Linked DNA regions of Homo sapiens: regions 1 and 3 are each linked to region 2. A link is a loop called in an ENCODE intact Hi-C map of the cell type or tissue named here. Cell type or tissue: ascending aorta. All regions are shown on one strand. Region 1 overlaps HSD17B12 (hydroxysteroid 17-beta dehydrogenase 12). Region 2 has its middle 15 kb from the start of ACCSL. Region 3 has its middle 20 kb from the start of C11orf96.

Region 1 (2,500 bases), 350 kb after region 2:
TAATTGTCATAATAATCCCGAAAAGTATCATCCCCCTAAAAAATGAAAGAAGTTATGCTCAGAGGTTAACTATTTTTGCCTAAGGTCAACCAGCTTAGTAACAGCACAGCTTGCCCACTGACTCCAAAGCCAATCTGTTTGTTAGCTATACTGTTTCCCAATGTAATACTCTTGAGAGGCACCAATTGTTCAAGTTCTTAAACTGTCTAGCCCTTCCTCTCTTCCACAATGACTAGGTTATTTAAATGGAAATAACTTCACTAAATGGTGGCAAAGATAACTTTCCAGAAACTGGATAGTTTTCCTGGAATTGCCAGTTAGAGATAGGGCAAACGCATTGTTTTGTAGACAAAAATCGACAAATAAAACAAAGCGTTCTTTCTGATACAGATTTGTGGCAAGCTTCTCAACTACCACACCATGGTATTATGGAGTTACCATGACAACGCAATAACCTAGTTTCAGTGTTTCAATAACCCCATCACTCAGTCCCTGTAAGAGAAGAACTTCCCATACCACAGTGATCAGACTTTTCCCCCAGACAGAAATGGTCTCTGAGAGATGATAACTAAGAAGTGCACAAAAGTAGCATCCCTTACAAAAAGCATAAATTCCCATTTTATTGTATTCATTAAATTTTTTTTTTTTTTGAGACAGAGTGTTGCTCAGTTGCCCACTCTGGAGCGCAGTGGTGCAATCTCGGCTCACTGCAACCTCCGCCTCCTGGGTTCAAGCTATTCTGGTGCCTCAGCCTCCCGAGTAGCGGGGACTACAGGTGCATACCACCACACTTGGCTAATTTTTGTATTTTTAGTAGAGATGTGGTTTTGCCATGTTGGCCAGGCTGGTCTGAAACTCCTGGCCTCAAGTGATCCGCCCACTTCAGCCTCCCAAAGTGTTGGAATTACAGGCATGAGCCACTGCGCCCAGCCAATTGACATTTTAAAAAAGGCAATTTTAACTGAGTTTATCTGAATACCTAGACTGATCTATCTCTGTGTAACAATGTTTTCCCAAAGAGGGCCGGCAATAACTCTAGGGAAGTCATAGAAACAAGAAATTCGGCTTACAGTTGCAAACACAACAGTGTTACCCTTCTGCTTAAAATCACCTCAACTGCTTTCCACTGCTCCAGGATAAAGGCTGAAGGCCCTGCTCATTGCCCTTCTTGCCTCTCCAGTTCCATGGCACTCATATCTGAGCTTTCCTGGCTCGTCACTCAGCCCTCGTTTCATGAGGGCCCTGCCCTTTCCTGCCCTAGGAATTTAGCAACTGCTTTTCCTTCTGCCAAGAACATTCTTCCCTCTGCCCTTCCTGTCACTCCAGCTTGCTCACTTACACTCAACCGCCAGATCTCAGCTGAGGCACTGCTTCCCCAGCACAGCTCTAGAACTTTCCCTCACAAATTCTCATAGGACCAAATACTTCCTGTTCTCACCACTTACCATAGCACAGTTTATTCATTTTGTTACTGTTTGTCATCCCATTGGACTATTATAAGGTCTATAGTTAGCACTCAACAGTATTTGTGGTGGATAAATGGGCAAATGAATAGTGTTATGTCATACTCTCCACCAAGCCCAGTGAGGGCTTTGCTCACCCTGCCTCCCTAACCTTAATCTCAATCCATCCCAGATGACATGCATATGAATTGCTACATGTTGTTTTGCTAAGAGTGACAAGAAGGGAAATGAAATAAAGGATGCACTGTTTTTAAAATATACATTTAACTTATCCTTATCTACAAATAGCTTTTAATGGCACTGAAACTGATCTATTCAAATCCGTTTACCCATGCATTCTAAACTTATAAATTTTGTTATGTAAATCTGACAAATTTTTCTGAAACTGAAAGAAATAAATTATCCTCAATTCAACCAACCAAAACCAACAACAACAAAAAATTAGTTTTAAAGCTCAACACTCTCAGTTGCAAGTAGCAATGGTAATCTCAGTTATCTGACAATGTAGTCACCCAGATATCAACTCTTTCTTCTAAACCCTACCCTGGCAATTAGCTCAGGTAATCAGAGCACAGTGCTACTAAGGCTAATAATACTATAATAATAACAAGTTATCAAGCACTTATGTACTATCTGTTTTACAGAGAATAAGTATTCTCATTTACCCTTCACAATAAGCCTATGAAATCTGTAGGGAAGCTAGAATTCAAGTCTAGGTTTGGGTCTCCAAGTTCAAGTTTGACCTCTAAATAGGAAAGTTAGTGTTGCACAGAAAGAAAGAACAGGAAAAAAAAAAAAAAAAACAGGGTGGGAGCAATGGGGGCTAGTCGGGAGGGGAGTGAGGGAAAAAGATATTCAGGGAATGTAAACTCAGGATCTGTAATCCCAGGAAACCTCCCTCTTTGGTTTTTCCTCCAAATCAAATAAAGGTATGCTTTTAGGTCCAATCTTCAGTTGCATCTGTTTCCTCTTATGTAGACTCCAGCACTAGTACTTGAAAGTTGCCCTGCCAACTTTAATCTGCAGAACTTTTTCCA
Region 2 (2,500 bases):
CAATGTCTTCTTTCTCGGGCTCCTGCATCTCATTACTTTGCTTAGATGTATTTTGATGGCAGTGTCTCCCTTCCTTCCAGCACTTAGGATGCCACCAGCATCCAATACCTCTTCAAATATGAATAAGCTGTTTTCCTTGCCAGAGCTGCGGCTCAGTGAAGTCAGTCTTTTCTGGGCCCTTTCTGTTTACTCTCCCCCCAAACAAGGTCTTCCTGCTTCAGCTGTCAAAGAGGATTTTGTTCCAGTGACCCATTTCTCCCCCTGCCCAGGACTTGGTATCCTGCTTGGGACACAAAGAAAAGGGTTTTGTTTCATTTTCCATTGACACTATCTACCACTGTCACCCACATTTCAAATCCGAGGGGCCCCCTTTAAGAACTCTGGTGCTGTGGGGGAGATCAAATGACCTCAGCCCTGGGCATGCTGGGGGTGAGGAGGCTGGAGACAACAGTGGTGGCCGTGTCAATGGCCTGGTTCCCTGGCTGGGAAGGGGTTGCTATCTGGCTTTGGCAGGCACTGAATTCATCTGCTCATTTTCTGGGCCTGTTTGCCAGGATTCCCTAAGAAGTTCCTTTCTCTTCAAGAGGTATGGTATGGTGTGTTGTGGTCTGATACGGAGTTTTTGTCAAGAGCCCAGGGTTCATGCCGCAAGTTCAAGTCCCAGCTCAGCCACTTACAGACCACGTGGCCAGGCAAACTACGTGGCCATGGGTGAGTTACTAAGCATCTCTGGGCTTCAGTTTCTCCTCTGTGAAGGAAGGTCAGGGAGGAGGGCTGGAGAGGTTATGTGAAATAACAAATATAAATTTGAGCCTCTTCCTTCCAAGTTCCATCCTGCCATCCACCAAACCCGACTGTTCGTCCACCTGACCATTTAAACTTTCATTCTTTCATTATTAACTTTTGTTGAGCCTTACTCCACTGTGCACTCACCAGTCTTCTGAGACTGAGGCTGATACAAGAAACATTTTGGAGGGAGTTCCTGCCGACTCCTCCCACTGTCGCCAGGGAGGCTTGAGCTCTGTAGAGAAGTCTCCACCCGCGTCTCCCTCGGGGGAGCCTCTCAGAGATGATGAGCTGAGAGTTTCTGTGGGACTTTTCCTCCCAGTCATACCACATTTGTGAGTTCCTTCCCACTGGGAAAATTCTTGGCAGGAGGGCTTTTCCTTGATTCTGAAAGGCCCATTCTGACCTACTGGGCTTCTGTTGACCTAGGTCTCCCTCAAACCTGGACCTGCAGAGCTGGTCTTCACCACTTCCCTTCTTCGTAGGAATTCTTGAGCGGGGACAATGCCCACGTATCCGCCCGCTCCCCACTCCAGTCCACTCTGCTATGTTTTCCCAGAGCTAGGAGTGCTTATTTAATGCCTCAAGCCTTCCAGAGAGCAATTTCATCATGCCCCAGCCCCAGGTTATTGGGCGCATTGAGGCACCCCAGACACTGTGCTGAGCACTTGGCAATGTTATTTCATCCTCCTCCCCGCACCCTGCAGCTGCCTGGACCATTGCTGACCCACAGTGAATAATGCCTTCTGGTATTCACGCCCTTGCACATGGACTCTGGATTTGGCCATGTGACGTGCTTCAGTCAGCGAGACATGAACAAGAGCCATGCAAGCAGAGCTTGACAAGTGCAGTGGGTGGTCCAGAAGCCAGTGCCATGCTGCAGAGCAGCTCAGACTGCAGAGTGACGAGAGGACATGTAGAGAGAGACCCTGGAAGGTGAGGCATCTTGCATATCCCAGCCCCAGCAAAGCACCCATTAGATTGCAGCCACATAAGCAACCTTGGCAATGCCATGTGAAGCAGAAGGACCCCTAACTGAGTCCCATTCAGCAACAGAATTGTGAGAAATAATACATTATTGTAGTCTTAAGCCGCTAAGTATGAGGACAGTTTGTCACACAGCAATAGAAATTTGAAATAAAACCCTCAGACCCAGATACTATGATAATCAGTCCCATTTCACCGATGCTGACTCTGAGATTCAGAGAGCTTGAGGGAATTTCCCAAGATTGCCCCTGAGTAAGTGAATGTGGTGGCCGTGAAACATGCACCTTGGATCTCCTGCTGGAGGGAGTTTAATTGACTGACAGCCCCCGCGACTGTCCACCTGCATCCGCCACCATCCACACTAAGGCTGTGTCTTCTCCAGGGCTGCCCCCAGCCAATAAATGAGCACAGCCAAGGTACTAGCACAAGCCTCTTCCTAGGAGACGTGAATTCCTCCATCAGTCTACTTTGGCTCAAAGACTCCCCATCAGCCTGACTCAACCTTTCTTGGAAGTGTGTGGCAGTGCAAGACTCTTCCTACCTCAATCCCCATCCTTCTGTCTTCTCTCCCTGGGTCACACAGTCTGAAGGCCCTCCCACCTCCTCCTGCTCCCTCTCTTTCATCCATTGCAGGTGTTTCCTCCAATAAATATATTGCATTTCTAATCCCACCCAGTGGGAAAGCTAAGATTCAAGCCCATGGAGCCTCTGTCTTGATGCTTTCCTT
Region 3 (2,500 bases), 70 kb after region 2:
CCACCTCTGCCTCCCAGGTTCAAGTGATTCTCCTGCCTCACCCTCCTGAGTAGCTGGGACTACAGGTGCCCACCACTGGCTAATTTTTTGTATTTTTAGTAGAGACGGGGTTTCACCGTGTTAGCCAGGATGGTCTCGATCTCTTGACCTCATGATCCGCCCACCTCAGCTCCCAAAGTGCTGGGATTACAGGCATGAGCCACCGCGCCTGGCCACAGCCCTAGGCTTTTCTTTCACGGGAAGTTTTCTATTACTGATTCAACCTCTTTACTTGTTATATATCTATAATTAATTGTTTTTTTTTTAATATTTTCAGATTAAATCTCAAAATAAAATCCAACTCTATACTGTGTGCAGGAGACACACCTAATGCAAACTCAAGAGGTTGGAAAGTAAAAGATGAGCAATGGCATACCAGGCAAATAAAAAAATAAATGTCATGATTTGATTATCCAACAAGATACAATTCTGGCCAAAAAGCATTAAGTACATTGGCAAGGAGTTATGTAATATATCATAGTGTCACTCAAATTAAATGCAGGTATAGCTATTATAAATATCTATGCAACAGATAACCTAGTTGTCACATTCACCAGGCATTCATTATAGCAATGCAGGGAAAATAAAAGCATATATATGGTAAGATACTTGAATTCACTTCGCATGGGGGATCACAGGAACAGTAAAGCAAGAATAATACGTAGTTAGGGTGAGGCAGTTCTGCTGTAGCACAAGAGACATACACCACAATGCCTGAGAGAAAACACAACTCTATCTTTCTCTCTTGTAACAATTCAGAAGAGCAGACAGCTTTGCTTCATTCAGTAGTTCAGAGACCCAAGTTTTAACATCCTCTGGGGCCATGTTATCATCTGCTCTGTAGAAGCCAAGTTACCACCATATCCAAGTTGCTCCCTCTGAGAGAAGGGAGAAGAGATTGTGAGCTGGCATGCCCACGATCTTGGGCCTGGATCCAGAGTGACAAATATTACTTGCACTCACATATAACTGGAGAAAGCTTGTCACTGGGTAAACCCAAGGCACAGAGTTGGGTGGGCTGTCAATTGTCTAGCTTCATGCCGTGAAAAAGGGAGAGAACAGATTTTAGGGGATCACTATTAATCTCTGCCATAGCCCATCCCTCCAGCCACGACATAGCTAGGCGTGCTTATTTCACTATGAATAGAACACACTCAACCCTTCTCCATGGGGCACAAACCAACGTCCATCCAGTTACTGTGCCCTGTGTATCTGATGCATAGACCTCTCCACAGGCTCAGATGTGTTCAAGCTAAAAGACAATTCATTTGTCCCACCCATTTGCCAAATAGACAATGGAGGAATATGGAAAGGAAAGCCACAATAGATACCCCCGATCAGAAGAGAGAACACAGGCAATACAGAGTGGTCCCTGGGCAAAACCGGAGCAGGCAGAACATCTTCCCCTGCCAGGATAATTCTCCCTTGTCTATTATCCTCATCTGAAGTGGGTGTCAGAAAATGCATCTTCCTTGAGGGCTATCTGGTGACGCTAAGCAGTTACAGGCTTTTACGGTTTCTCTGGAAAAAACAATTCCCAGAAAGATTTATTAGCTTTCAAGTCTATTTGCTTCCAGTCATTTCATGAGCCAGGATGCTATTTTCTTACATATTTCTCAAGCCTGCTTCATTTCTTTGCTTCCTGGTTTAGCCACGCCTTTTTTCCTTGCATTAACGACAGCTATTTTGAGAAATGTTGAATAATAGGCGTAAAAGAGAAGCAATGCCCTTAGTCTAATCTTTGCCTTGGGGCTGGATCCTTTGGATAGATGTTTTGCTTAATTGGATAGTGTTTGAGAAAGACTCGGAGCCACAGCTGTCTGTTCTGCTGTTTGGGTTACAGAAGCCCCTGCTGCTCTAGACACTTGCCTTTTCCTTTCATCTCTGTTTGAAATCTGGCCAGTCCTTGCGAACGTCATCTCTTTTCTTTGCATACCTTCCTAAAAGGAACAAGGAACAGCCAATACTCACTAACCTTTCAGCTCTTCCCAAATTCTCTTTTACTTACAGCCTTGGAAGGTACAAGATCTCCCTTTCTGGCTATTGCAGGAGAGAATTTCACCTATTATTTGTCCAAGAGTCCGTAGATTTCCAGCCTATGATATCTGTCCTCCTGCTGCCTGCTGCCTGACAACTAGGTTTCCATTATGGCAGCGCCTCACTCTTAGTACCAATTTTTATATTTCTTAGGGCAAAGATTGTTGACTCAGAGAATGACAGAGAGGGAGGGAGAGAGGGAGGGGGAGAGATGTTACAGGTGGAAGGTGTCCATGTTCTGGGCATCTTGAACAAAGAATGGGACAAAATGCACAAAGTAAGAAGGGATGAAAGAACTTATTGAAAAAGAAAGTACACTCCACAGTGTGGGAGCAGCCCTGAGCATAGGGGCTCAAAGGCCCTGTTACAGAGTTCTAGTGAGTTTAAATACCCTCTACTTGGGGTACGCCCTATGTAAATAAAG

The links. A loop is a pair of places that touch in the nucleus more often than their neighbours do. Peaks named below come from ENCODE experiments on the same cell type or tissue, not always from the same donor. Only the 100,000 strongest peaks of a DNase experiment are listed, where the experiment ranks them.
Region 1: it touches region 2 in a loop (4-fold over the local background); 2 of 110 quality-filtered maps call a loop at or near these places.
Region 3: a loop joins it to region 2, with 2.6 times the contacts of the local background. A loop is called at or near these places in 2 of 110 quality-filtered maps.

Annotation. Positions count from the first base shown.
Region 1 is chr11:43,686,362-43,688,861 of GRCh38, reverse strand. All of the region lies in intron 1 of HSD17B12 (hydroxysteroid 17-beta dehydrogenase 12), which reads right to left. Among named protein-coding and RNA genes, the nearest start is that of HSD17B12, 6.9 kb to the right of the region's middle. In ascending aorta, no CTCF peak of the experiment used is centred here; a DNase peak (open chromatin) is centred at 1,321; H3K27ac peaks cover 1,514 bases.
Region 2 is chr11:44,031,462-44,033,961 of GRCh38, reverse strand. It overlaps a transcript of ACCSL not described here. Among named protein-coding and RNA genes, the nearest start is that of ACCSL, 15 kb to the left of the region's middle. In ascending aorta, no CTCF peak of the experiment used is centred here; DNase peaks (open chromatin) are centred at 1,072 and 1,551; H3K4me3 peaks cover 677 bases; H3K27ac peaks cover 2,500 bases.
Region 3 is chr11:43,961,877-43,964,376 of GRCh38, reverse strand. It overlaps a transcript of ACCSL not described here. Among named protein-coding and RNA genes, the nearest start is that of C11orf96, 20 kb to the right of the region's middle. In ascending aorta, no CTCF peak of the experiment used is centred here; a DNase peak (open chromatin) is centred at 1,016; H3K4me3 peaks cover 909 bases; H3K27ac peaks cover 1,844 bases.